2 separate regions of the Homo sapiens genome follow, and region 2 is linked to region 1. Evidence: chromatin loops called from intact Hi-C (ENCODE). Cell type or tissue: endothelial cell of umbilical vein. All regions are shown on one strand. Links, peaks and the distances in the headings refer to the core of each region. The heading gives the core; the rest is flanking DNA. Region 1 has its middle 240 kb from the start of SLC24A2. Region 2 has its middle 190 kb from the start of SLC24A2.

What was found. Peaks named below come from ENCODE experiments on the same cell type or tissue, not always from the same donor. Only the 100,000 strongest peaks of a DNase experiment are listed, where the experiment ranks them.
Region 2: a loop joins it to region 1, with 4 times the contacts of the local background. A loop is called at or near these places in 9 of 110 quality-filtered maps.

What each region holds. Positions count from the first base shown.
Region 1 is chr9:20,019,431-20,034,981 of GRCh38, forward strand. It overlaps a transcript of SLC24A2 not described here. Among named protein-coding and RNA genes, the nearest start is that of SLC24A2, 240 kb to the left of the region's middle. In endothelial cell of umbilical vein, for the core only: no CTCF peak of the experiment used is centred there; a DNase peak (open chromatin) is centred at 9,501; H3K27ac peaks cover 820 bases.
Region 2 is chr9:19,969,487-19,985,037 of GRCh38, forward strand. It overlaps a transcript of SLC24A2 not described here. Among named protein-coding and RNA genes, the nearest start is that of SLC24A2, 190 kb to the left of the region's middle. In endothelial cell of umbilical vein, for the core only: no CTCF peak of the experiment used is centred there; a DNase peak (open chromatin) is centred at 7,005; H3K27ac peaks cover 1,293 bases.

The sequences.
Region 1 (15,551 bases), core at 4,701-12,700:
TAGGGAATCCTTTCCCCATTGCTTGTTTTTGTCAGGTTTGTCAAAGATTAGATGGTTGTAGATGTGTGGCGTTATTTCTGAGGCCTCTGTTCTGTCCCATTGGACTATATATCTGTTTTGGTACCATACAAAAACTAACTCAAGGTGGATAAAAGATTTAAATGTAAGGCCTAAAACCATAAAAACTCTAGAAGAAAACCTAGGCAATACTATTCAGGACATAGGCATGGGCAAAGACTTCCCGACTAAAACACCGAAAGAAATGGCAACAAAAGCCAAAATTGACAAATGGGATCTAATTAAACTAAAGAGCTTCTGCACAGCAAAAGAAACTATCATCAGAGTGAACAGGCAACCTACAGAATGGGAGAAAATTGTTGCAATCTATCCATCTGACAGAGGACTAATATCCAGAATCTACAATGAACTCAAACAAATTTACCAGAAAAAAAAAAAAAAACCACCAAAAAGTGGGTAAAGGATAAGAACAGACACTTCTAAAGAGAAGACATTTATGCGGCCAACAAACATATGGAAAGAGGCTCATCATCACTGGTCATTAGAGAAATGCAAATCAAAACCACAATGAGATACCATCTCACACCAGTTAGAATGGCAATCATTAAAAAGTCAGGAAACAACAGATACTGGAGAGGATGTGGACAAATAGGAACGCTCTTACACTGTTGGTGGCAGTGTAAATTAGTTCAACCATTGTGGAAGACAGTGTGGCTATTCCTCAAGGATCTAGAACCAGAAATACCATTTGACCCAGCCATCCAATTACTGGGTATATACCCAAAGGATTATAAATCATTCTACTATAAAGACACATGCACAAATATGTTTATTGCAGCACTGTTCACAATAGCAAAGACTTGGAACCAACCCAAATGTCCATCAATGATAGACTGGATAAAGAAAATGTGGCACATCTACACCATGGAATATTATGCAGCCCTAAAAAAGGATGAGTTCATGTCCTTTGCAAGGACATGGATGAAGCTGGAAACTATCATTCTCAGCAAACTGACACAAGAACAGAAAACCAAACACTGCATGTTCTTACTCATAAGTGGGAGTGGAACAATGAGAACACATGGACACAGGGAGGGGAACATCACACACTGGGGCCTGTCAGCAGGTGGGGGGCTAGGGGAGGGATAGCATTTGGAGAAATACCTATTGTAGATGATGGGTTGATGGGTGTAGCAAACCACCATGGCAATTATATACCTTTGTAACAAACCTGCGTGTTCTGCACACGTATCCCAGAACTTAAAATATAATAAATAAATAAACATAAAAAAGAAAGATAAATTTAAATCTATTGGCTTTCAAAGCTCAGGCTCTTTTCCTCTACATCACTAAGTAGAGCCACGAACACTTTTACCTTTACTCCTTGAAATTTAGGAAAGTCAAAGGAAAACTTGGAAATCAAAGGTTTCATTATATTCAACATCATTTAAATAAGGATATATGAAAGAGTTCCCATGTGGCTCTTTTCTACTGGTCTTTATGTTTCATTTGTCCAATTGGAGAATTACGAATCAGAAGTTTACCCATCATATACACTCATATGCTTTTGAGATCACATACTGTATACATAGACATAATATATAAATGCACATGTATATTCATATAAATTATACATGTGTACACACATATCCAAATATAAAGATTAGTAAATGAAAAATTAACATCTTCACATTAAGTAACTGTTTTTGTACAAATAATAGAATAATTTTTATTTTTTAAAGTTACAAAAGGCAAGGAAGGTAAAACTGGAAGGTGAGTGTGGATACATGCATGTTAGCGTGTAGTATGTGTACAATCCATTTGTTCTTAAAAGTAGTGAGTTGTGCTAATTTTTCCTTCTTTATATATTAAGGTTTTTATGAAGAATTGTGGGACAGATTTATATATATATATTTATATATACACACATACATGTATATAATCATACATACATGTATATAATCTAAGGCAGCTGTTCCAATTGCTATTAATATTGGATTATTAATAATAATCCAAATAGATCCACAAAAGCCACAGCACCAGGAGAACGAGTTCTGGATTTTCTTGCCCTGGAATACTTTCCATGGGAAAAAGCCCATTAGGTCAAACAGATGAGGCAACGTAGGTTCAAGCAGAATCATCATGGCAGTACCAAAGACGTTTTCAAGCACACAGGTTCAGTATAATCTCCTCTATGGACAATTCTGCCCATTTGCCTTGTGCTGTCTTCCTTTGTCTGCTTTCCAACTCCCCCCTGGCCCCCAAACTTCAGCTCAGATTTCTCTCTATGTGTTGGGCTACACCTAATAATCATTTACTTATTTTACATCTAGTATTTTCAGTATATTATTAGCAGGAGAAGCCACTGGTCCCCAAGCAGCCGTCATCACCTCCTCCTACACCTTGAGGTGCTGGACAGAGCAGCCCATGCCCAGCTCTTCAGTTTCTGCTGACTCTGCCTCTGTTGGTTAAACTCCTGCCATGATCCAGAATCACCTTATTCTAGTGAATACCCGAATGTTAACAGTCTACACTCTTGCCTTACCTGTTTCTTCCAATGCCTCCCCTAAAATCCTGATTTAATTTACTCTATGTCTACTGCCTAAACCAGATACATTTTTCCTTCTTCAATGTTAACTACATTTAAGGTATCTTTTCTTATCAAAACCATCCAACACTCTAACTACTGCTTATGTCTTTCTGAAATGTCTTCTCTCTCCCTCTGGGTCTAAAATGAAATGCATCTTGTATCTTTTAAATTTTCTTCTCTATACCACCCACGAAATCTGTTTCCACCATATACCACAAACAGGTAATTTATGAATGATAAAAATACCAAAAACTTATTCAATCCTTATCATATAATAGGTGTTTTAAAGCCAATTCATAGATATTTATTTAAACCATATAACAATCCTTGGGGGTAAGTACATTACTAACCAAAGTTGATAAATTAAAGGACTAAGGCACAGAACAATTATGCAACTTGCCCAAGCTTTTACATCCAGCAAGTAGTAGAGGCAGGATTTAAGCCAAGTCAATGAGGGTCACAGGCCATGTGCTCAGTAAGTGTACCCCCTCCCTGTTGCAATTCCTGTTGCTGAAGTCCATGCAGTGTTGTCCCTCGTCCACGTGCTTACTGTCTCACCCACAATGGAATCATGATGACTAAGTTATATGACTAAAGAAAAGATCTCTGCTGCTTCTCTCTCACCAATTCCATTCTGGGTCCTTAGTGCAAGAACATGAGGGCAAAGAATGTTGGTTGACTGTTATTAAAAAGAAGAACAGTCAAACAAACAAACTGAATCCTTTGCTATTATCCTGCCTTGAATGGCATATGTTCCCTGGAACAACCATCTATTTGCTAATAAAAAATATCGCATTACAGATCTGATAAAAAAGCATGTATTGGAATATCTGCTATGTGGGAGGCATTATTCTATGCATGTTCACCACATTAATGTATTTGACTAAAGAAGATGAGCAGAGAGAGGTATGGTCATGAAGAAGGTGGGGATCTGGAGCCAATAGCAGACATAATATGGAAAAGGAATTAAATTTAAGTGGGAATAAATGCTTCAGTTACTAACATAAGAGAAAATGACACTGTGCATCTATTGCCATTTAGACACTGAGCAATCTGAAAAATTGGTCCACTCAGTCATAAAAAGCCACGACAGACTGACTCTGAAATCATATCCAATATATATTTTCATAATAGATGTGAGTGAGTACATGGAAATAAAATGTATGGTCCCAAGGTTTGAAATTATTCATTTGACCTGGTGTTACAGTGTTACAACAGAATGTAGTTAATAAGATCAATACACAGAGGATGGGCTTCCCATGCTTGATTTTAAAGAATATTTCATGTAAACTGCTCTGTATTTCCATGGAAACACAAAGGGAACTCCATAGTGCAGTGAGCAGGAGGTAATAGAGAAAAGAGAGAGAATTAGCAGGCTTGGTTACTGTTAATAATTACCTGGGTAGCAATTATTGCTTTTGGAAAGTGCACAATCTTTGTAGCTGTCACTCATTGGTGACCTCAGATTTCACTTAGTCTGGAAGCCAAAGGATTTAGTTCATTTCATTTGCATTCAGAAAGCCCCCCCACCTATAACCACCAATCCCAAGATATGTCAAAGTACCTTTTCTCAGATCTTGCTTAGAAAGAGCACTCATATGTGGGAGAAAAGGCACAATCTGTTTAGCCTTAAGGTACCAACTTTTTCATTTACCCAGCTCTTGGCTCCTAGTGATTTTGTTCAGAATTAGAGAAGAGTTAGCCAAATGCCCAGAGAAGCAGCTGTTCCTCTAAAACAAACTGGAAAGGAAAACAATCACTCCTCCTGCCCCCCACTAGAAGAAGGCAAATGGTTCCAAAACTGATGGTTTTAAGGATTGTCTACCACTCTACTTAGGAATATGTTTTCCGAAGAATTAAGGCCCTGTGGACATCCTAGAGTGAGGAAGCTCTGTGCTATAAAGGAACATGGTGCTCAGGCATAAGAAAGAGTGAAAAGAAGATAGAGCTGGTTAATCTAGCCTTTAATTAGCTGCATTTCCACGGAAACGCTTTCCCATTTTCCCAGTTGTCTCTGTAAATCAATTTAGAGCTGCTTTGCTTAGGCTCCAGGCAGACAGAGTGGAATCACAGTCCTTCAAAGAGGTGTGAGTTTTTCTCATTTATCATCCTGGGGTGCTTGCTTCAAAGCCTAGTTGGAGGACTACTTAAAGGAAAACAAATCTAAACAAAACGGAACTGTGCCGTCTGGATTTGGTTGAAAATCTTGGGAATGTGCGGCAGAAAATTCCAAGCACAGACCTGGAAAGTGATTTGCAAGAGACCTCACAAAGGGCTTAGAAAAAATAAACAATCAGTGAACTCACATCCACAAACATACACACACACACATAGGCAGTGGGACTGGAATAGAAATGTGAACTTTATTGGAAACCACATTTGGCACAGGAATTGGCCTTCCTGGCTTTGGCCTTCAGCAAGTAGGTTACTACCGAATTTTTGACAAGGCTTCCAAGCTTGACAGCCTTTCTACATTAATTGGTTCGCACTCAGCCCTGTAAATATTTAAGCTACCTGTGGCATTGGGAACGTGATAAGATTATGTGATTAGTTATGTGATTAGGATTAGTAGGTTCTCTGATAAGAAAGACTTAAAGTTTACAAATTTAGAAAGAGTATGAAAATACGTGTGTGTGTGTTCACTTGTGTGTGCGTGTCCAGCTTTAAAGAAGATCAGGTCACACGTCACTGATTTTAGTTACTACAAAGTCGGGGTGAGGTGGGGTGGGGAGAACCTTTCAAGGCCATAGAAGAGGACTAGTCCCAAAGCATGAAGCATCTGAGCCTAAAGAGATTTTGGACTAGGATTTTCAAGTGTTTTTCAGTTTGTGGACATCTGTTGACTTACTGAGAAACACCTGAGGGGCAAAGAAAACCATTGTAATTCAGCCATCTGGTCATCTTCTTGTTCAAGCATCTGTCTTCTGTACCCTCTTCCCTAGACCACCAGGCCAGTGGTGTTCAAAGCTTTTTGATCTCAGCCTATTGTAAGAAATATATTTTACAATGCAACCCAGGATATTCACAATACTTCCATAGATATTATGGAAATAAATGTTCACGAACAATACTTAACCAAAGTTCACTTTGGTATTTTCTAGTCTATTCTATTCTATTTTCTTTAATGCTTGTCATGACTCACTAAATTAATTTTATGTCTCACTAATGAATTGTGTCCTGCTGTTTGAAAACACTACGCTAGAATGTATTAACCTTAGGGACAAGTATTCTAATCACTCTGTATCTCAGCTCCTAACACTTGGTCACTCAGTAAGTATTTACTGAATAAATGAGTGGTAAATCAATAAATGAATAAGTTGAAGCTAATATTCTATATTCAGTATACAAAACAAGAATATTGACTGGCCTAGAAGTAATATTTAAGCTACAAATTAATCAGGAAAAATATAAAATAAAAGGTAAATATCACCCTTCAGGTGGTGGTTTTAGGTATTTGGGTGAACATTATTACCTGCTCCCTGGTAGTAATAATAATAATAGTTATGACCATAAGAATGATGATTGCCCACACTTATTAATCAGTTACCACGTACCAGCTATCTCTGTGCTAGGAGAGGAGCTATGAAGATGAATGCCACTAATTCCAGTTCTTAAAAAGGTTCTGCTATAGAACTCTTCCAAGTCATCTCCCAATGACCTGGAACGACCAAGTGACCTGGAATTTGAATTCCAGGTGAGATCATAACCTTTGGCTGGTATGGAAAAGTGGAAATGACATCTATAAGAGAGGTGGAGATGAGAGTGACAACATCTGCTTGCCAACAGTTTTTATAGACATCTGCTCAGTGAACAGAGGAGTAGGGAGAGAGAAGAGAGGTAGAAGATGCATCACTGCTATTAAAGAATTATTCAGGACAATTTCTCTTGCCCCTAATAAAAGACACTGTGCCATCCTGTGGAAACATCACCATGATAGTAAGGAATATTATGTATTGATTAAAAGCTTGTTCTCTAGTCAGAAGAACTTGTTTCAAATCCTAATCTGCTACTTCCTAACTAGGTGGCATTGGTCAAATTGCATATTTTTTCTTTACCTCAGCAATAGGATGGGGATTCTTTAAGATCTATTCTATCAGGCTGTTTTAAGACAGAAGTTAAAAATGCAACTGTCTACAGGGGCCTGATTATAATTAAATGAATTAAGGTGGTAAAAAAAATAGGGAATGGTGCTGATTGTAGAAAACTGGATAGCACAGGCCCCATTTAAAGTCATTCAAATTTATCTTTTGAAAACACAGTTCCAGCCTACAGGCCAGATTTGTCTGCATGCCATCAGTCTGCAATTAAATAAGACAATGATCATAAAATGCTTCCCACAGTGCCTAGCACATAGTAAGCACTCTATAAATTGGAGCTATTATTAGCTATTATTTTATCACATTTAAAAAATCCCTAGGACCATTTGCAGATTCTCTTTAAGAGAGGAAATAAATGGCCTCAGAATTACTCCATTGCGTGCCCCAGTTAATGGCATCATTAAAAATAAACAGGCCTTGAAGAACACACAATAGGGACAGGACAGCCTCTTCAATAAATGATGTTGGTAAAACTGGATGTCCACATGCCGAATAATGAAATCAGACTTATCTTATTCTTAACATATTAAAAAAAATCTCAAAATGAATGAAAGACTTAAATGTAAGATCTGAAACTATGAAACTATTAGAAGAAAACATAGGGGAAAAGCTCCGTGACATTGGTCTGGGCAATGACTTTTTGGATAAGACCTTAAAAGCACAGGCAACAAAAGCAAAAAACAGACAAATGGGATTATGTCAACCTAAAAAGCTTCTGCACAGCAAACAAACAATCAACAGAGGACACAATTTGCAGAATGAGAGAAAATATTTGCAAACTATCCATCTGACCAAGGGTTGATGTCCAAAATATATAAGGAATTCAAACAACTATATAGTAGAAAAAAATAAGTTAAAAACATGCAAAATATCTGAATACAAATTTCTCAAAAGAAGACATACATATGGCCAACATGTATATTAAAAAAGTGCTCAAAGATCACTAATCATCAGAGAAATGCAAATCAGAACCGCAATGAGCTATTATCTCATCCCAGTTACAATGACTATTATCAAAAGGACAAAGATAGCATGGAGAAAAGAGAACCCTTGTACACTCTTGGTGGGAATGTAAATTAGTACAGCTATTATGGAAAACAGTAGGGAAGTTTCCCCAATATTAAAAATAGAACTACCATATGATCCAGCAATCCCACTACTATGTATACATTTAAAGGAAATGCAATCACTACGTCAAAAAGATATCTACATTCCCATGTTTACTGCAGCATTATTCACAATAGCCAAAATATGAAATCAATCTTAGTGTCAATCAACAGATGAGTGGATAAAGAAAATGTGGCCTATATACACAATGAAATACTATTTAACCACAAAAAGGAATGAAATCCTGCTGTTTGTGACAATATTGATGAACGTAGAGGACATTACGTTAAGTAAAATAAGCCAAATCCAGAAAGATAAATACTGCATGATCTTCCTCATGTGAAATCTAAAAATGTTGATCTCATAGAAGTAGAGAGCAGAATGGTGGTTATTAGAGGCTGAGGTTTTTGAAGGGAAGGAGGGATGGGGAGGTGTTTGTCAAGGGATATATGAATTCAATTAGACAGGAGGGATAAATTTTAAGATCTATTTCATAGCAAAGTGACTACAGATAATGACAATATATGGTATTCTTGAAAATATGCTCTCACCACAGAAATGATAACTATGTGAGGTAATATATTTGTTGATTGGTTTGATATAACCACTACTCAATGTATATATACTTCAAAACATAATGCTTTACATGATAAAAACATACAATGTCAATTTTTTTTTAAATGGGCTTTAGGCCAATTCAGTGATACAATAAGTAAAGAAGCCTGCAGTTGGTTGTCGTTAAATAAGAGAATGTGAATGATCTCATGTTTAGGAAGCCAGAACCATCCATGGTGTGCAGGGAAGCTGTGCAGGGGAGACCCCTGGAATACATTTTGGACTCTGATACCATTGTAATGATGAGTAGCAAAGCAGTTGCTTAAGGAAGCAGAAAAGAAGGGATTCCTGCCAGCTGGTATTCAATTCTACCTGCCCATCCCTTCCAAGGTAACATCATAGAAGGCTTTGGGGTTTGATAGACTTTGGGGTACAGCCCTCATTTCCCCCACCTGCAACACACAAGGGGATTTTACCAGCCTAAGCTTTGCTTGTCTCCTCTGTTACATTAAGGATGGTAATGCATTAGCACTGATGGTTCAGCCAGCACTCTGCTGCATAAGAGGGGTTCAATACTTTTAACCTTCCTTCCTCCTCATTTCCTGTGAATAGTTTTACATTGTTCAGGCTATTTATTTTTTGCTCAAACACCTCCTAAATTTCCATCTGTCTAAAAATGGGGGCAGGAAAGTGCCCAAAGTCTCATCAGTCCTGCCTGCTCTCACCCTGCCACTCCCTTCCCTAATTGACATCCATGGGTTCCAAAGGACCCAAATGGCTCCCCACCCTGCCCTCACTTCTTCCGCCTTCCATAGAAACGTGCCATTCTGCTCGGGCTTCTGCCCCCGCCTTGCAGAGCCCATCAGGCTTACTAGAAAGCTCCCCAAAGGGCAATAAAAATTTTTGTCAATCTCAGGCCCACCTGCGGCATCTCTTGAGTACACATCCCCCTGTCTGTCCTCCTCCTTTGATTCCGGGCTTTGTAAATCTTTTACCACATGTTGTCAAAAGCCTGGCAGATCCCCCAAATCCTTCCCTGATAACACTCATTCTCTTTAAACAACCTGGCAGTACTTCTAAGTGAGAAAAAGCCCTAAAATAAAATACACCGTGTTTAGTCTCTAAGGTCATTTCCTGGCTTTGTCCAGCCGTTTCTGTTTCCTCTAACTAATCACCAAGCGACAGTCCTGGATTTATTGTGGAGGCTACTTGAAAGTTTGGGTGAACCTCTCAAGCCAGACTACACACACCCTCCATCACCCTTCCTCCCACTTCCCAGCAATTTCTCACTCACTGTGATTTAGTGTAGGGGCTTGAGGTGCAACTGTGACCACAGCTACATCTTCGTCACCAAAGCTATTTGGAAGGCAAAGGGGCCAAACCAGCATGGTCTACACAGCTGAGCACTGTGGTTATGATACAGCCCGTGAGTCCATGCCTGGCTGGGGGACAGCAGCCTTCCACGTCCCAGGCAGTAAGTGGCAGGAGAGCTGTGTGTCACCCTTGGCATGCTCATCATTAATTTCCAACTTTCAGTAGGTGCTCTCTAATAATGACACCTAATGTTTTAAAAGGATTTTCATGGGCAAGGTGAATTGCTTTACTTCATTTACTATCACAACAACCATGTGAGGTAAGAACTCTTCATAAAGAATTTTTAGAAACACCACAGTTCCAACCTCAGTCCATCTGACTGCAGCATCCATGCTCTTATGGGTCTCTGTTGGGCTGTGATATTCTCACCCCACAGTACTGATCCAAAGGTTGGATACTGCCTGATCTCAATGGAAAACAACCATAGTCAAACACACCTATACTTGTGAAATGTCAGGCAGTTTTTGAGATACTACATAGATTATTGCATTTAACCCTCACAACAACCCAAGAAATGGTTATGTTTATGAGTTCCATTTTACAAAGGTGGAAATGGGATTCCATGTTAGAAGCAGCATTTGAACTCAGGCAATATGAGCTTTAACCCTGATACTAGCTAGAGTTCCTGGGATATGGGTAAGTGTGTGTGTGTCTGTGTGTGTGTATGTGTGTGTATGCATGTATGTGTGTGTGGTGGAGGAACCAGGTGAAACAAGCAGTTATATTATGGTGTGACAAGCCCCATGTTAGTGTTGCACAAAGGGTGCTGTGGCAGCATAGAAAATGGGCCTGTACTAAACTTGAGGGTTTTTTGAAATGGCATCACAAAATAGGTGACATTGGAGGTGAACTTTGATGGAGTAGAAAAGTTTACCGCATTAGAAAGTTTAATAGGAGCTCTCTGGAGAGCACATTTTAGACCTAGAGAGCAGCATATGCAAAGGCATACAGCACCACAGGCAGGACTGAGCCCCTGCACTGGTTCCCCAGGACTGGAGGGAGGAGGCAGGACATTGAGTGACTTGGCAATGGAGCAGAGGCCAGATGTGAAGATACTTTTAAATTGTTCTATCACATTTGAAATTATTTCTGAAAGTTATGGGGAACCTTGAAGGGTTTCAGGAGAGCAGTTCTGTGATCACCTGGGTGTTTTAGATAAATCGCTACCTAAAGGGTATACTGAAGGGGAAGTCATATCTGAGGTCTGGAGAGAGCTGCTACGGTAACCGAGCTCCTCCTGTACAACCATGCAGAAAGGCAGTGTGAAAGTGCAATTGCACCACACAGAAAGGCTCCAAGTGCCATACTATGAGGAGGAAGGGGACTGACTGGCTGCACCAATACGGTGAGCCAGTCATCTGGTCACTCATCACATTTCCTGTATGCCTATGATCTTCTGGGACTATACTCACAACTTTCTGGACAAACCCCACCCTTTCTGGCTCCATGTCTTTCTCCACTACTGCAGCATCACTTACAGACTTTTCAGTATGTGCCAGGTGCTGTTGTAAGAGTTCTGTAAATACTACCTCATTTAATTTGCTTATATAAGGCAGTTATGAAGTGGGTATAACCATAATCACAGTTTTACAGATAAGAAAACTATTAGTAACTATTTAGTGAAATGAGTCCTCTTAGGAAACTACCAGGAGAGTGGAGAGAGATGAGGAAGTTGCAAATGTAGTATCCCTTAATATGTCATTCTATGTAGCTAAGTGATGACTCCACCCGCTGCTCACCCCCACCCTACTCTCACCTCACATGGTCACTGGCACTTCCTATTGGAGGAAAGAAACCCTTTTGGTGAGGAAAAGATTTGCTAGACTGCTTCTTTATTCCTTGGCCCGTCCAAAGACATCATGTATGCTGTGATAATGCCACTCTGCTTTCAATATTTAGAATATAGAGAGAGATATGGATATAGATATATATGTATACACACACATATATATTCACATACACACATATATATGTATACACACACATATATATTCACATACACATACATATATGTGTAGGTGAAGAGAATTGCTTTACTTTGCACATACACACACACCCTGTGTGTGTGTGTTATTTCTCTACTTATAAAATGTGTGTGTGCGCATATATATATATACACATATATAAAATATATTTCTCTTTTAAAGTGTGTGTGTGCCCATATATATGTACACACACTTTATATATATATATATATATATATAATTTTTTTCTGTACTTATAAAGTGTGTGTGTGCGCATATGTGCACACACACACTTTAAAAGTAGAGAAAAATCTCATGGTGCATTGAAATGCTAAGAATTAAATTTTTATAAATTAAAGAGTAAGCCACCAATGAATGGATTATAAATAAGTTTAAATTTAGTGGACCATAATTGTGAGAGAAGGATGTACTTTTTTAAAAAAATCAAAAGATCACTAGGAATAACACCAATGTCTATCACAGAGTTATGTGAGGGTTCACTGAGATGAGCTGTAAAAGGTGTCACTACAAAACTTGTTATAGAACACAGCCTCCATATACATCATTCCATTCCCAGGTCCCCAGGGATAGAACTCCAGGCTGCTGGTCAGCCCCAATCCTGACTCTAGGATTTTGGCACTTGTATCCAGACAACCTAGGACTCAGCTACAAGTCACCTCTGTTGCTGTAGGGGCGTTGGTGGGCTGGTAAATGTTTAACAACAGCACGAGAGAAAGAAAGAAAAAGCCCAGATTTGTAGTGTGCACCAATTCTAATTGTGTAAATACTCCCATAATCACCGATATCAAAATATCAATATGATATCAGAGAACCTAGAGTTGAGAGGGACACAATTCAGATCTTATGAGTCAGTGTCTGCGTTTCAAGCTCGTGACTGCCCCAAGGGACTCTGACTATGCGTCTAGTCTGATGGGCTCCTATGTATTTCCTAAGGCCTGATCTATACCTTGAACAGCCTTCTATCTTATCAGGTTCTTCAGTTTTTGTTACCCTGGACCTTTTTAACCGATTAAAGCTTTGGGTGGGAATTGAGGCCAGGAAATGCTCTTGTCTCTTTCAAATGGGAGATACTTCAATCTAAATTCCTTAATTCTCTCTGTTACAATGATTGCACGTCTTTTCACTGTTTAATTAACAGAGGAGAGCTCTCTTGTATATTTGACCCACAGCAATTAAGCCACCAGCAAAGTTTGCAGGGAAAAGAAGGATGATGATTTAATTAGAGGTTAAATAATGAATTATTAATTATTGAATTGAATTAGTATTAATTAGTTTGTAAAGTGCAATAATTACATCTTTTGTGTTTTAGTATGGGACTGTGTTTTATAATTATCTGCTAAATCAATTATGTAGCCATTAGCATTTTGCCCAAGGGTCGGGTTACCATTGTTTTTTGTTCTCTGCAGACTGTAGATGACAGAGAAGTACGGTAACTATGTTCCTTCACATAAATTGTATCCTGTTTACAGTAAAATGTTAGACAACTTAGGTCATTGAGTGCTCAGTTTTTCAGTTAATGTGGACAAGGAGATGAACAATTCTGCATTATTTATCGTAGAAAGCATTTTGCCCTTAGAGTTTCTTGCCATGAATGAGGTGGTGGCGGGAGCTGGTTCTAGTAAGGAACAGGAAGGACCCAACCCAGGGAGGAGTGGGGTAAAGGTGAAGCAGGGTAGGGACAGGAGCAGGGATGGAAAAACACAGTGTATTGCAAGCTGACTTAACTATTCCTCATTCCCAGCGGCTGACCGAAAACTAGAAAATGGCAAGACGTAACTCCGATTTCCCTTTTTACAGCTGGTATGCTTTGCCTTTTGGGGTCAAAAATACCTTGGTGAATCAGATATTCAACACTGCACAAAAGGTTGAATATAATTTTAGAGTTCATGCGTCCCCTGAAGTTCATTCACGAACTCACAGATTTAGATTTTCAGGGTTTAGAAATCTGCATCTTAAATAAGCAGTTAAAGGAGGTTTTATGTGTCTGAGAAACATGACTGTGTGGCTTTCTAGGTTAAAAATCCCTCATACCTGGTGTTTTCAAAAAGACCTTGAGCAGTGTAGTAATAGTGAAAGAATAACAGCATTAGATTCAGACAGACCTGGGTCCAAATTCAAGCTTCTCCACTTAATTGCTGAGCACGTCATTTAATTGTTCTAAGCCTCAATTCCTCCACCACAGATAAGTGGAGACTTGCAATGAAATACTTGATATGGTACCTAATAGGGATGTAATACCTAATATGCAGGACTGCTAGGAGAAATAAATGAAAAAATGAATTGGAAAATACTGGTCTTAAGAAATGTTTGTGACTCCCTTTTACTTTTTAGTAGACAGGTGGAGGGTAGAGAGTTGATAGAAATAATTTGTGACAATGGACAGGATTCTTATTACAGAGTGTGGAGAACTGAATAATTGCTAAAGAAATGCATTATAATTTACTAAATCAAGGTTACGATGATATGCCCAGACAGCAGTATCTGATAATACATTAGCATGGTAAAAGACACTCCCACCAGTGCCCTGACGGTTTAAGATTCCACAGCAACTCACAGAAGTTACCCTATGTGGTCTAAAAAGGGGAGGAACCCTTACTTGTGAGAATTCCCTGCCCCTTTCCTAGAAAACTCATGAATAATCCACCCCTTTTTTAGCATATGATCAGGAAATAACCTTTAAAAATAGCCTACCAGCAGCCCTTAGGGCTGCTCTGCCTAGGGAATAGCCACCCTTTTACTCCTTTAATAAACTTGTTTTCACTTTACTCTGTTGGCTCACTCTTGAATTCTTTCCTGCAAGAAGCCAAGAACTCATGTGGCCTTCTAGGCTGAACCTCAAAATTACCACATTAGCACTGTAGATATTTTTCCAAACTGGACTGTAACAGTGAGGACAAAGTTGACCAAAGAGAGAAAGTTAAAGATATGGAGGAAATTTTGCCAAAGATCTAAAAAGGATTGAAAATGCCTCAAAAGCACTGTCAGCTCTCACTGGCTATCCTTCCTGCTTGATTATCTACACGACCCCTTCCTTACAAAATAGTTTCAACCTGGATAAAATATTCTTTTTATTATAGAAATATTCTTCAGGTTTTATAGCAGAAGTTGATGTAAAAGCATAAGATTTGCTCTATGCAAATTGTCTTTGTAGAAATAAAAGATGCCTAAACTGATTTGAAACACCTCTCTGTGGTACTGCATTACTTTTGCCTTCATTTCCTTCTTTCAGATGTTTTACAAATGGATTCAGCTGCTGGGGAAAATGTACTTATTTTAAACACTCTGGCCTTTTAAGTTTTTTTTTTTTTTTTTTTTTTTTTTGAGACGGAGTCTCTCTCTGTCGCCCAGGCTGGAATGCAGTGGCGCGATCTCTGCTCACTGCAAGCTCTGCACCCCCCACCCCGGGTTCACTCCATTCTGCTGCCTCAGCTTCCCGAGGAGCTGGGATTACAGTGGCCCGCCACTATGCCCGGCTAATTTTTTTTGTATTTTTAGTAGAGACGGGGTTTCACCGTGTTAGCCAGGATGGTCTCGATCTCCTGAACTCGTGATCCGCCCGCCTTGACCTCCCAAAGTGCTGGGATTACAGGCGTGAGCCACCGCGCCCGGCCTGCCTTTTAAGATTTAAGAACCAGTAGATACTGTTTAAAATGGAACTAGCACTGATTCCACAATTGTTGGTGAATGTTCAATAGGAAAAAAAGATTCCATTTTAAGGGAGCTTATATTACAAAATTACATTGGTGAACGTGCATGTTTGAAATTCATACTCCATTTCCTCTATAGGAATGTCACAAATGGTAAATTGTGACACTTCCCAGGTTT
Region 2 (15,551 bases), core at 3,987-11,986, 51 kb before region 1:
CCCTCTTCCTTTCTTCTGGTGTCTCTTCACTCCTCACACATTACTGCTTTTCTGCAGAGATGTCCACAGTAAGTTCCACCTTCTAATTTAAGATTTAGCTACTTCCAGTGCCTCTTTTTCTCTCCTGGATAGGCAATGCCTGTGAGGATTGAGGCTACAGTAGTAAGAAAAGAACCAAGAAGCAAGGCGGTAGAAAGTTGGAAGACAGAGAGAGAGAGCAGTGATGAAGAGGGGATTGTAGGAAATTCACATAATTACTTCAAATATTAAAGATCATAGAGCTTGTAAGTGACTTGGTTAAAATACTAACTCAAGGCTTTTTGACCTGAGTCAAACAAAATCCAATTGTTGAGAATATCATAACAAAAGGGATGAAGACTGGTCCCAATAGGAGTTATGAGCTATACTAGGGATTGCAATATAAAGTGTCTGTGCAAGAGTGTGAGTCAGTGACATAAATATGGGGAAGAGTGGGAGAGACTACAGGACATCATGATACCACCTTTACATATTTCTGTGGCCTTGCTTCACACATCTTCAGAAGGAATCCTCTACCTGACCTTATTCAGCACAAATAATGGGCTGAGAGCAACAGCAAGCAAGCTGCAGTCTGGACAAGGCCCCTTCCCTTCTCACTGCCCCCATCACCCCTCCACGCATAACCACAGATATGACCAGGTAGCTCCTTTATTGCAAGGTGAATGAGGAGGTTCTGATTTTCCCCTGAAAGTGGAAGGGAACCCTTTCTGAAATCACTGATATTTTTCAGGAATCCTTCCACAAAGTCACTAACTGGAGAGTTAACTGATAGCAGGGGGAGTACATATTTCCCTTTGTCTAAGATGTCACCAAGTTTTATGTAAATTAAAATAATTGTCTCCCTCAAGAAATGGAAATAGTAATACTCCATTTAGTTGTGAAGTAACTTCAGAAAGAGAAAATACAGGTGTGTGAGTGTTTTTTCTTTTTCTTATTTGAAAGGAAAATATCAAATTCCTAACACAGAAAATCTCCCTGAGAGTCTGCCTCCAGTAGGAAAGCTTATTTTGAATTCTGCAAGTTTTATGAGAAAAGCATTAAGCTCTAATAAGTAGCAATTTTAGTATTATTCCTTGGATGTTAAGTTCATTTGTTGAGAATACAATAATACCATGGGATGAAGACTGGTCCCCATAGAAGTTATAAACTATCTTAGGAATTATGACATGAAATGTTCATATATCAATTATAAAAAATGAATCTATTTTCTGTTGCTCCATTTTCAGTTAGTAGGAGAAAAAAAGTATTCTACAGAGTCTGTTTAAACAAACAGAAAAATGAAATCCTAGAGTATATATTCAATAACACCTTGGCTTGATAGACAGTCCTGACTTGGAAGTATGAATCAACAAGTGGTTTTTCTGATATGATTGGACAGAAATATAAGATAATGGAAGGTAGAACTAACATTTCATGATCATACTCCTATGTCCATTGTCACCTAACTTTGTAGTGCTATCCCACTCCTATTCTGGGCTCAGCCTTATGACCTGGGTTGGTCAATGGGATACTAACAAATGTGGGGCAAACAGAGATCTGAAAAGCACTTATGGGTTTCCACTTGTTCTTGTCCTCTACCATAGCCATAAGCATGTATTTGCATTATCCTTCTGCTCGCACAGAGTAGAGCAAAAGTCACCTCAGTCATCCTAGCTGAAACTATCCTAGGTCAGTCAACAACCAGCCAATCCCTGCACAAGACAAAAAGAATGTCTTAGCTGACCCAAGATCAGCAAAATCTCCTAGCATGCCTTCCAGATGCATGAGTAAAGAATGTTTATTGTTGTGTCATTTGTGGTGGTCTGTTATACAGCATGATTATGGTACTAGATAACTAATACAAAACCTACAGTGATGAAATGGTTTCTGGATATCAAAACATATTGTATATTGTGTTACATGTTATATGAAAGCTACAGTAGGGATATGTGTTAAGACAGACTGGTAGGCCTGTATGGCCAAGCCACTTCCAGGCAGGGGAAGGATTCTCACTTAAAAGAGATTATTCCTGGTACCAACCACTCAGGGAAAAGCAGTGTCTCCCCAAGTAGAAATTGAATCTGACAGTATGGACCATTGTCAATTGGATGATATGGCAGGGTCTCTCCTGGGCAGGAGCATTTGTCTAGCAGGATGTTTCTCTGAGAGGCCATTCAGAATGACACTTCTGCTGTGTGGGGACTGACCAGGAGCTGAGCAGTGAAGGACCCACGAGGTTCCATGTGATCACTTTGGTAATGATGATGATGATGATGACGATGGCTGACACCAACTGAGCAGGTTGCTTATTATGTCCCAGGTAATATACTCAGCCCTTGATGTATGTCAACTCATTTAATCTTCATAACAACCCTATAAGGCAGGCATTTTCTTTCCCTCATTTTATACTTCAGGAAACTGAAACCCAGAGCTAGAATATTAAGTGACCTTTGTCCTTTGACTAAGGACAAAATAACAACTAACAAGTAGAGCTAGATGGCCACAAATCTGGCTCAAGAACTCTATTCTAAAGAGCTTAGGGAACCAAACAACAAACAAGTTGAGTAAGGACGAGGACTTTATACTTTGTTAGCTGGGTTGCTGATGGTCCTAGTACTATGTTTCTGACACTGCATGGTCAGGAATTTTTCACCACTATGAGGCCAGTATCTTGGTGGCAGTAGGAAGGGAATAGAAAGAGAGAGAGAGCTACTGTGGCAATGAGAGTGAGAGAGAGAGAAAGAAGGAAGAAAATCTTGATGAGAAGGTAAAGTTGGGGCATGAAGTCAAATGCCGTTAGTCAGGGGGCTTTACTTTGTTCCCAGTTTTCCCAGGAGACTGTCTACAGGTGCTAATTCCTTAGAGGTTCTGGGTTTAATTTTACTGAAGAGGTGGTACTTCCTTATGTTTTGTATGTGCCAGGCAGTTTTGTAAGCTTTTCACATACATTATGCATTGAATTCTAACTACAACCTTTCAAAGAAGAAAGGGACTTTTATCCTTAAAGATCAGTGCTATTCGAAGTGTGATTCCTGGACGTGTGGCAGGCTGTGAACTCTTTCTTTCCAGTCCACAGCGAGATGATACAGAAATTAAAAGTGGCTGTTTAGAAGCTTTTAGAGAGAAATTTTCTGCTTGTTGAATCTAATAATCTAAAAAAATGAGTGCATATCTTATATGTCTACATTTTCTATTTAATTTTCCTGGTAATTCATATATTTTACAAAAGTATTTTTCCTCAAATGGATTGGAAATTTAAGAAATACAATTTGGGAAGTACTATTCTATACCATGGAATTGAGGCTCAGAGAAAGTGAGCAACCTTGCCAAAGTTTCTGTCATTACGAGAAGAGCAGCAGGACTCAAACTCAAGTCTTAATCTAATGCCCAAATTAATGTCCAACTTGACTCTACCTGCCCACACTTGCCTGTTTAAATAACGATGTTAAGCTCATCTTTTGGGGGGTGGGAAGAGGATGATGGGATCTTTCAACTGGTGATCAGCCAGGCCATCACAAAGTGTAGAAATAGGACTTTAAAAACCAAAGGGAAGCCAGGTGCAGTGGTGTGCGACTGTAGTCCCAGCTACTCGGGAGCCTGAGGTGGGAGGATTGCCTGAACCCAGGTGTTTGAGGCCAGCCTGGGCAACACAATGAGAACCCCATTTCTAAAAACAAACAAAAACTAAATCAAAATGATGCTACCAGTGTTCTTGTGTAGCAGACACTGCAATGTGCAATGCCATGGCATTTATCCGGGACATGATTTATGCAGCATGACTTGGAAATCACAGTGAAATCTTTTCTCTTGCTCCTTCTGCAACTCCCTAAGGGAGAAAAATAAGAAACACATAAAATTCTCATTTAAGAAAAATTATTTAACAGACCCTACATCCAGTGAAGCAGTTCATTTTGTGGTTGGAAATTCAAAGGAATTTTTTTCTATCATCTGTTAAAAGAAAATCATGCTGTGATTACAGCAAGGAGTAGTAGATAGACGTGGGCGTTGGAGCAAGACACACTTAGATTTGGGTCCTGCCTTTACCATTTTCTTGCTATGTAATCTTGGCATCATGCTAATATTTCTGAATTTTGTCCTCATTTGTAAAATGTGAATAATCCATAACTCACAGGATTTGGGGATAATTTAATAAAGGTAACTCACATCAATTACTTTCATCAAATACAAAGTAGAAGGATAATTATACCAGATACCTCCAAACCAGATACATTTTACCCGCTTGTTTAAGATTCTTTCAAATGCTGTGGCTATACAATTTCAAAATAATTAACTAAAAGGTTGTTTAAAATTGTTTAGTTATTTAGATAGTAGGTTTTTTTGAAGTACGGGATAAAACAAGGTTATTGGACTCAATTTTAAAAATTGACTAGCTAAATGTTTGCATGTTTTGTTTCCCTATAGAAAAAGTGTAATAAGTTAGGATGATATTCTGGTTTATCATACACTGAAACTTGTTTCATTAAATTTGTGATCTATTCACATTTATAGATTATTGATAATCTTATCTCATAAGGATGTTGGAGAGTCATAAGAGGAAGTCAAATTAGATTATGTAATATATGGTTTCCGGTATATGATAAGCACTGAATAAATGTATTTCTCCCTTATTCTACTTTACTTATAGGTGCTATAATTTCTAGGAGAATGCCACTCTATAGAATTTAATTATATACAATTACTACTATTGTAGATTCCTACATTAAGACTTAACAGAATGAAATAATTTCTACTTGGAAGGTAGAAGTACAGTGATTTAACACTGCTATGAATTTGTCCTGAAACCCTATAGTGAAATTTCTCCAAATGAACAATAATAAAATATCTATGATAGACAATTTTTAAGGTCTGTACTCCAAGCAGTTTCTAAAGTGGCAGGGAGCCTTTGGCATTTCCTCAGTAATTGGTCCCTAAATTGTGTCAACAAGTGCTTATGTACTCTTTACAGTTTTGCCTGCTTTTGCCTTTAACCATTTCAATATTCTTTCCTGAGCAAAGCATAACCTACGCTTTAGAACATTAATTGATTTTTCCTTGCAACATCCTAGGGGGTCTGAAGACCAAAGCCTCTTTGAAGAGCTCATTTTAGGCAACATTGGAAACAATTTCAGAACACCATATAGGATTAGTTAGAAAACCACTTGGAAACATTTGGTAACTTTAGTTCTACCATCATGCTGTCACTTAGGTTGAATCTACAGATTTTTGGATCCTTCTAGAGCACACATATTAACCAGCTCACAGAGTTATTTAAGCACTAAATGAAACTAGGTCTGTAAAAGTACTTTCCAAACTACCAACAATATGCAAAGGCTGCAAAATGGTCAGATATTATTTCGTAGGATGCTTTTGCTTCCTCACAGTCCCGTCAGGGTTACAAGATGGATGCCATGGCCAAATGTCACAAACTCATATGGCAGTGTCCTAAGCAGGAAGGATGGGAGGAAGGCTCCTTTTTATCAGGTAGGAAAATCTTTCCCAGAAGCCCCAACTCCAGCAGGTTTCCCATAAGTTTTTGTTGGCTAAAACTGGGTCACATGGTCATCCCTAAGGGAGGGTAATGGAATAACCAATCTCAGCCAAGTGGAAACAGGATCACCATGGTTGGTTTAGGCCAAAAGAACACAAAATGGTCTGATTTAAAGGTCTGTGATATTTAGGCTCCAGGTCTAAGAGCCTAGCTTAGCTTTTTTGGGCTCCCTTACTTCCTGTTCCATATAAATAATTTCATTTTAACACTCCCTAGACATACTGACTATATATTCTGATGTCCCCTCTTAAATATAATTATTTCCCCAAAGAAACTATGGCAATCTCAAAAAAATCCTCCAGTGTGCCTGAACTCTGCTACATGAATTCTTCCATGTTCATCCCTATACTTCTTGTCCATCTCGTGCAACATGGAATTGAAGGGAAATAATGAGATTTGGAATCAGATGGACCTGTGTCTGAGTTGTGGCTACATTGCCTCTTAGTTTGGTTAAGTTGTGGAACTTCTTTGCACTTCTATTTCCTCATCTGCAAAAGGAAGACAAAAATATTCAACTTACAGGGTTTAGTACAAGGATAGAAAGTGCCAGGCGTATAGTAGGCATCCAAAACAGATGATTCATTTATGTTTATCTTTATTATTATGACACATATCCATTTCTGTGATTGCTTTATCTCTAAATCTGGTTCCAACTTTTCATTTGACTCATTTGGGTTGGAGACTTTTTTTTTTCCATGTTCTGCTTTTGTTTTGTTTTGTGGCTTATCCTGGCTTTAACCCTGTATAGGTGGCCCTCCATATCTGTGGGCCTGCATCCTCAGATTCAACCAACTTCAGATTGAAAATATTTAGAAAAAAAAATAACAATATGACCATAAACATACGTTTTTGTTTGTTTGTTTGTTTTTTTGAGACAGTATCTTGTTCTATCACCCAAATTGGAATGCACTGGTGTGAACATGACCTCCTGGGCTCAAGCGATCCTCCCAAGCAGCTGGAACCACAGGCCCGTGGCACCACACCCAGCTAATTTTTAAATTTTTAACTTTTTGCGGTAACAGAGTCTTGCCATGTTGCCCAGGCTGGTCTTGAACTTTTGGCCTCAAGCCATCTTCCTGCCTCAGCCTCCCAAAGTCCTGGGATTACAGGCATGAGCCACTAAGCCCAGTGCAAGTTAAAAAAAAATACAGTAAAACAATTATTGTTATAGCTTTCATATTGTATTAGGTATTGATATGGTTTGTCTCTGTATCCCCACCCAAATCTCATCTTGAATTGTAATCCCCATGTGTTGGAGGAGGGGCCTGGTGGGAGGTGACTGAATCATGGGGGCAGACATGCCCCTTGCTATTCTTATGATAGTGAATGAGTTCTCATGAGATCTGGTTGTTAGAAATTTTCTGAGTGTAGCACTTCCTGCTTCACTCTCTCTCTTCTGCTCCACTATGGTAGGACATGCTTACTTCCCCTCCACCTTCTACTGTGACTGTAAATTTCCTGAGGCCTCCCAGTCATGTTTCCTGTCAAGACTGCAGAACTATGAGTCAACCAAACCTCTTTTCTTCATAAATTACCTAGACTTAGGTAGTTCTTTATAGCAGTGTGAAAACAGACTAATAATTATAAGTAATCTAGAAATGACTTAACGTATAGAGAAGGATATATGTACATTATATGCAAATAGTCCACCATTTGGTATAAGAAATTTGAGTGTCCACAGATTTTGGTATCTGCAGGGGTCCTGGAACAAATTCCCTGTGGATATCAAGGGACAACTGTACTCTTTCAGGACATGCTCATTGGTTCCAGTATTCTGCTATTTGTCTGTTGATTTCAATACAACTCTGAATGAAAGATGCTCAGATCCCTGAGCCCTAGTCTGGAAGATACAGCAACAATAAATGTTTGTGAAAATGAAAAAAGAAAATAAACATAGTGAACATATTTTAAAAAGTGCAATAAAGATCAGCAAAGTCCAACTACAGTCACAACAAAGGCTGGCCATGTCAGGAAAAAATATATGCAATATGTATTTTTTACACATAAAATAAGTTTTTGTGACATCTTTGAACGTAGATTCAAACAAAACATTTCTATATTTGTGTGTGTGTGTGTGTGTGTGTGTGTGTGTGTGTATGAGAGACAGAGAAAGAGAGAATTATAAATTGCATCAGGCAAAATGGAAATTGGTGATTCTGGATAAAGGGTACATGTTAGCTCCTTGTACTGCTTTAGCTGCTATGTTGTATGTTTGAAATTACATAAAAATAAAAAGCGCTTAAAATGCACAGACATTTCAATGAAATACTCACAACTGAAGTGCGTATTGAATATATTAGAGTGGGTGGCTTGGGATGGTGGGAGTTGAGATAGAGATAAAGGAGAAAAATAATGAAATAAAACCAGAGTGGGGTCTTGAGATAGCTGATTGATGATGGTCGTGGAGCATGAGCTAGAGAGAATGATGGCCTTTTCTCTCTGCAGCAAGGTCAGAAGGGGATGATGAAGAGATAGGTACAAGTTCCTTGTATAGAGAATAGTCTGGACACTCTTCTGAAATATTAACTTGGGCGTGACTTGCTGAATCTTTCCCTTTCCCATGTGTGTCAGGCAAGTAGCTGGACTCTTGATATTTCCTGCTTCAGGGATTTTCATAGGGCAGAAAGCAGGAACAATTTGAAGGCAATTGTATCTCCTGTCTTTTGTAAAAGCCTAAACCAAATGATCTTCAGCTGAGGGGTGCATTTGAAGGTATTTAGAAAGAAGAGGGAGAGACTTCACCTAGAATAAAAAGGTCAGAGAAGGAAGGAGAAATCTAGGGCAGGTGGGCTCTGGACACAGAGCTCCCAGCCCCACAGAATAGTCGTATGCCCTAATTGGACCAGAAAAGACCATGTTCCTGGGATAATGGGTATCTTAAAGATAGTCAGGGTGGACAGATAAGTGATGGCTAGGATTTTCTCCCTGATGTTCTGTGGCTGGGTAAGACACTTTCAGAGCCCTGAGGGGTGTCTTGGTAACTTACATTTCCTGCCGGGATAAATAGATGGGTGTTCAGACTTAGATTTAATTTGATTGCAGAGAACAAGAGATTTTCTATACTCTTGAATTTGTCAACTAAAAGTCCAACGTGCCTCAAACATGTGGTTCTATTTACAAAATAGCCATTTACAAAGCTGGTTTACAACCATATAACTGTTTGTAATACTCTGTATAATATTATGTTATCACCTGCATCATATGATCATTCAATACCATCTTTAGCAAAAGGACAGAGGGGCCACTTTTATCAGTTCCTCAAGAAGAGAGCCTTGGAAATGATAAATTCTTATGAACTATTGTTCAAAAATAACCCCTGGTTATCTTTAGCCTGCTCCAAATGCCCTTCCCTCGCCCCTCTTTTTTTTTTAAAGAATGTGTCACTCCAGTAGATAGAGGAAATGTGAACCTAGTATAACTTCTACAGTCTTTAGAAAGCCCAGGGTAGGGGACAGGCAACAGAACAGGTAAAGGAATGGTGTTCAAGCAACTGACCAATGTCATGTTTCCTAAGAAAAATTCAAGGAAAGAAAAGGGTATTTTTTTTTTCTTCAGAGTATTTAACAATTTTAGAAATATCAATTGACTCCCAACTTTCTTTACACAAACAAAAACTGAAGGAGGCAGATATCCATATCTAATTCTTAGGGGTAAGGCAGTGAAGAAAAAAGAAATTAATTCTATAAATTGGCAGAATTGAGGTGATTGAAGAGAAAACTTATATTCTTGCTAAATGAGCAGCTGGGTGGGAGGACAAGAAAGGAACAAAGCTAGAAAGGGTAGATGGAGGCAGAAAGGGGCAGATAAAGAGCTCTACTGAACAAAAAAGGCACATTTCTCTGCATGTTTAGGAAAAATGCCTATATCCTGGTGGAAGAAGACTTAAAGAAAAATCTGGTTTATAAAGTGTCAACAAAGGTTCAGACATGCTCGATGTGCTTGTGTTGGCATGTGTGTGCTCCGTCTTTTTTAAGTGGTAAATTAGATCTTTGTCTACAGGTAGGTGTGTGAAGAGCAGAGGAATAAAATAACGAGCCCAGTGAATGCAAGTAATGAAGACATCTCTTTCTGGCAGCTTTTCAGCATTTTGAGCTTGAACCTGACATGACAGCCTGTCCTGGCTTACCTGGGATTGCTTAGAATAGTGCTTCTTAAACTTTCATGTGCATATACATCACTTGGAGTGATTAAAAATGCAGGTTCTGGTTCAGTGTGTCTGAGGTGGTGCCTGAGTTTCTTCATTTCCACTAATTTCCAGGTGATGCCAATGCCACTCCTCCTCAGACCACATTTTGAATAGCAAGGGAATGGAACACATCATCACAGGTTCATATATATATTCAGAGATGCAAAGTATGTACATACACACATGGATTTGGATACGCTTATGGGTGCACAAAGTCATTTGTTCATTTGTTTAGACAAATTTTGAGTGTATTGTTTTAGGGCAGGTACTGTACACATATAGACATACACGCTTTTTAGGAGTGATCTTTGCAAATGGATTTTAAAAGCACAAACGATTTCTTTGCTTCCCCAAGGCATTCCATCATTCTCTAGCATCGATCTCTACAAATGGCCTTGCTCTCTTACTCTTAGTTACTAGCTGACTTTAGGATGGGCAGCTGCTGTCCGACATTATTTATGTACGGGAGATGATCCCAATATCCTAAGGTAATCCTCTCCATTGCCTGAAATTCTTAAAATTGCCATAAGACATAGAGATGAAAACATGGGTATTGGAATCAGGAGGCCTGGGTTTAAATCTTGACTTTGTCACTCACAACGCAACTTTAACCTCCATGAGCTCCAGTTTCTGCATTTGCAATATGGTGATAATAAAGTTTCCCTCATGGGAATGGCTACTCACCAAATTCAACAAATATCTATTGTAGGTTGATTGCCTGCAAAGGACACAGAAATAGAGTTGATTCAATTTCTCAACTGAAGGAACTCACTGCCTAGCAGAGAAAGCAAAGACAGAAGACGCATGTAAAGGAAATAGCACGAAGAAATGGCTAACTTACTTTTTGGTGGGACTAAAGGCTTCCTGGAGGAAGTGAGAGCTAAGTTGGGCTTTGAAGGATGGGAAGAGTTACATGGTGGAAAAGGAGAGAATCAAGTGATACTTTTCAAATTTAATCTGCATCTAAATCACTGAAATTGCAGATTCTGACTCAGCACCTGAGGTGGGGCATGTGATTCTGCATTTCTAACAAGCTCCAGTTAACGCTGATAGTGTTGGTCTCTGGATCCACACTTGAAGAAGCAAGCAGGGCATTTTAGGTTAAAGAAATACCAGCACAAAGGTGACAGTGAAAAGCCACATGGTAGGTTTGAAGGACAGCAGCAGCTCAAAATGGTTGCACCATCAAGTGCAGGGAAGGAAGTGACACTGGAAAGCTGGTAGAGTTAGAGCAAGTGAGAATTACATGAAAAGACAAAAGTAAGTCTTTCTGGCACATAGTGGACACTCAGAAATGGCTTATTTCCATCACCCATTTTACTCAAATTCCCACCAATTAGAAAGGAATAGAGAGAATGTTTAATATGAGGTGGTAAGATATTTGATTTCTCACTTCCATTTGAGGCCTGAGTCTACTTAATTTATGAAAATTAAGTAGATAAAAAGACATCTAGATGGTCATCTTACCTGCCTCAGAGAAAGAAGGTGATTCCCAGGCTCAAACAGGATTAAGCAGAAACCACTTCACAGAGCCAAATATCCCATCAGGACAAAATTGTTGAGAGTTAAATGGGATAACATGTACATTCCTAGCATGTCATAAGTGCTTAACTAGTTTCTCCTACTTTGAGTGAAGGAAGCCTCTGTATATTACGACTTCAATCCATGGGACGGATAACTTGTATTCCCATCCCAAAATACTACTCCTAATCACTTCACATTATGAAAGTTTTATTAAGACTTTTATCTCCCCAAGAGGGTAACACTTGTTACTCTCAATCTCCCCTTTATAATGAATGCACCTTGGAGCAATAAAAAGATGCTGATGGAGTATGGAGATAGGACAAACCAATAAGAAAGATGTAAAACTTACAAATAAAGAATTTCTTATTTCTTCAGATTGTTTCAAAATGCTAAGATACCTTTAAAAGCTTTAGAAAAATATGATGAGTGTTCTCCAAACAACTTCACATATATGTAGCTCACTGGCCCTGATTACATTAATTCATCATTCATTCTTTCAAAGAACATTTCATTGAGCACTTAGTATTGTCAAGCATTGTTCTAGTCACTGAAATACGAAGCAGAACAAAATAGAATCTCTGACTCCAAGGTTCTACTAATAATATTGCAGGAACTCTCTATAGTATTTAATTTATTTTGTAAAAGAAACAAACAGACCTAAGCAAACACGGCAAAGCATAACAATGGTCAATTCTGTGTGTTGGTATGTGGAATATTTGCTCTAGCATTTTTGGTAGTTTTTTTTAATTTTTGGAATCTCTCAAAACAGTAATTGTATTTTTAAAAATCCCCTGTATCAGTGAACTATTTATACAATAAAGCTGCATAACAAACAATTCCCACATGCAATCATAGGTAGTTGATCTAGGCTTGGCTTTAAGGGATGACTCTGTTTCAAGCTGTGTCACTGGCTACACTTGGCTTCTCACTAAATTTGGCTTGGGTCTGCCCTATGTGTGTTTGTTCTGGTGCCCAGGCTGAAAGGACAGCAGTTACCCATGGGAAGTTCTTTACAAGGCAGTATGGCAATCCAACTGAACAGAACATTTTAAGTCTCTGCTTGCATGGTGTCTATTAATATACATTTGCCTACAACAATTCACTTATGTGATCAAGCCCAATGTCATGGGGAAGGAAAGTATACTCTCCCTACCCACTATGAGATTAACCAGTCAGATGGTCAAGCCCAACATCAGTGGAGGAGGGAGAACAGAAGGAGTAAGCGTGTCTTTAAAATGTCTATTATGCTCTCCAAACCAGTGGAAAAACCTGAGCTAAATATCTGAGAAGATTGCAATGAGTGAATAATGCAAAGGTGTGTTACTCTGGCTAGGGGGAGGAGAAGTGTCTGGGAAGACTTCATGGAGGAGGTGATACTTGAGGAAATGTTTTCCAGATATACAAGATGGGCAATGGGTTTCATGTAAAAGAAACAGAGTGTACAATGACACAGAGGCCCAAAAGAGCTTGATTCATACTGGAAATCAAAAGCAATTCCTTATGAATGGAAGTGTGAGTGTGTGCAAGGTGTGCATGTTTGTTGGCGGAGGAGAAATGAGGAGGTTGGTGGGTTTCTAAAACAGAGCAGAATAACCCATAAAGGCAAGCACAGTCAGTTCACAAAAGGCCTTGAACCTCATAAACAGGAGTTTACATTTTATCCAGCAAAGACTTGGGGACAATTAAAAGATTTATAGCAGCAATGTGACTTGAGATGATTGATATTTTGGAAAAGCACTATGGCTATAAAAGGAAGAATAGACTGGAGGGCGATGAGTCAGGAAAGAAGAAAATTAGTTAAGATGTGATTAGACTGGCTTCACTGGCGAATTCTACCAGACATTTAAGGAAAAATTAATACCAATCATTCTCAAATGCGTCTGAAAAATAGAAGAAGAGGAAACACTTCCTAACTTATTCTATAAGGCTGTATTACCCTAATACCAAAAGCCAGACAAAGACAATAAAAGAAGAAACCAATATCCCTTATGATTATAGAAGTGAAAATCCTGAACAAAATACAGACAGAAGAAATCTGAGAACATGTAAAAGGCTTATATACTATGACAAAGTGAAATTTATTCCAGGAATGCAAGAATCATCCAACATAAGAAAATCAATCAATTTAATACACCACATTAATAGAATAAGAGAATAAAACTTCATGATGTGGAAAAAAGATTTGACAAAATCCAACATTCTTTCATGAAAAAACACTCAGAAAACTAGAAATAGAAGAGAACTTCTTCAACATGATAAAGGACACTTATGAACAGCCACTGTTAACATCATATTCAATGGTGAAATATCAAAAGCTTGCCCCCTAAGATTAGGAACAAGACAAGGATGCTGACTTTTACCATTGCTATTCAACATTGTACTGGAAGTTCTAGCCAGACAATTATGAAGAAAAATGAAATAAAAGACATCCAAACTGGAATGAAAGACATAAAACTATCTCTATTCACAGATGACATGTTCCTATTTATAGAAAATCCCAAAGGATTCATATACAGACACACAAAACCCCAATCCTACTAGAGCTACTAGACTTCAGCTAAGTTGCAGGATAAAATAACAACTAAAAAAAACTCAGCTGTGGCTGGGCACGGTGGCTCACACCTGTAATCCCAGCACTTTGGGAGGCCAAGGTGGGCGGATCATGAGGTCAAGAGATCGAGACCATACTGGCCAACATGGTGAAACCCCGTCTCTACTAAAAACACAAAAATTACCCGGGCATGGTGGCATTCACCTGTAGTCCCAGCTGCTCGGGAGGCTGAGGCAGGAGAATTGCTTGTACCCAGGACGTGGAGGTTGTAAGTGAGCCAAGATCGCACCACTGTACTCCAGCCTGGCAACAGATTGAGACTCCATCTCAAAAGAAAAGAAAAAAATGTTTTATTTTTTCATCCACTGGAAATGATCAACCTGAAAAAGAAATTAAGAAAATAATTGCATTTACAATTGCATGCAATTGAATATAAACACCTAGAAATGAATCTAGAATATAAAAATGAATATAACACTAGAATTTTAAATCTAAGGAGGTGAAAGACTTGTACACTGAAAACAACAAAACATTGCTGAAATAAATTAAAGAACAACATAAATGGAAAGACATTCCATGTTCATGAATTGGAAGATAATACAGATAGTCCCCAACTTACAATGGTTAGACTTATTGTTTTTTGACTTTATGATGGTGTGAAAGTTATACGCATTCAGTATGCTCCTCAACTTACAATGTGGTTATGTCCAGAGAAATCTGTAATAAGTTGAAAATATCATAAGTCAAAAATGTACTTCTGACTTACAACATTTTCAGGTTATGATGGGTTTATCAGAATGTAACCCTGTTGTAAGTTGCAGAGCATCTGTATTGCTAAGATGGAATACTACCCAAAGCAATCTACAAATTCAATACAATCTCTATCAAAATTCCAATGACTTTTTTTTTTCAGAAACAGAAAAGTTCATTCTCAAATTCACGTAGAATTGCAAGGGGCTCTAAATAGCTAGAATAATATTGAAAAAGAAGAATATTGGAGGACTCACACTTCCTGATTTCAAAGCTACAGTAATTAAAACAGCACGGTACTGGCATAAAAAGAACACACAGACTAGTGAAATAGAATTGGAAAGTCCAAAAATAAACCCAGGCCAGGCACGGTGGCTCACACCTGTAATTGCAGCACTTTGGGAGGCCAAGGTATGTAGATCATCTGAGGTCAGGAGTTCAAGACCAGCCTGGCCAACATGGTGAAACCCCAGCTCTACTAAAAATATAAAAATTAACCAGGTGTGTTGGTACATGCCTGTAATCCCAGCTGCTCAGTAGGCTGAGGCAGGAGAATCTCTGGAACCCAGGAGGCAGAAGTTGCAGTGAGCTGAGATCATGCCACTACATGCCAGCCTGGGCAATGGAGTGAGGCTCTGTCTCAACAAATAAATAAATAAGCCCAAATATTTATAGCCAATTGATTTTTTGTTAAGGGTGCCAACATCGTTCAATAGCAAAAGAATAGTCTTTTTAACAAATGGTCCTGGGACAACTGGATATCTACATGCAAAATAGTAAAGTTGGACCCCTACCTCACACCCTCCGAAATATTTAAGGGGCAAGGCAAGAGGAGTATATGGGAACTTGTAATTTCTGTGAAATTTTTCTGTAAAACTAAAACTGCTCTAAAAAATAAGTATAATTTTAAAAATAAGACATCAACATGGTGAAATCCCGTCTCTACTGAAAATACAAAAAAAAAAGACATCAAT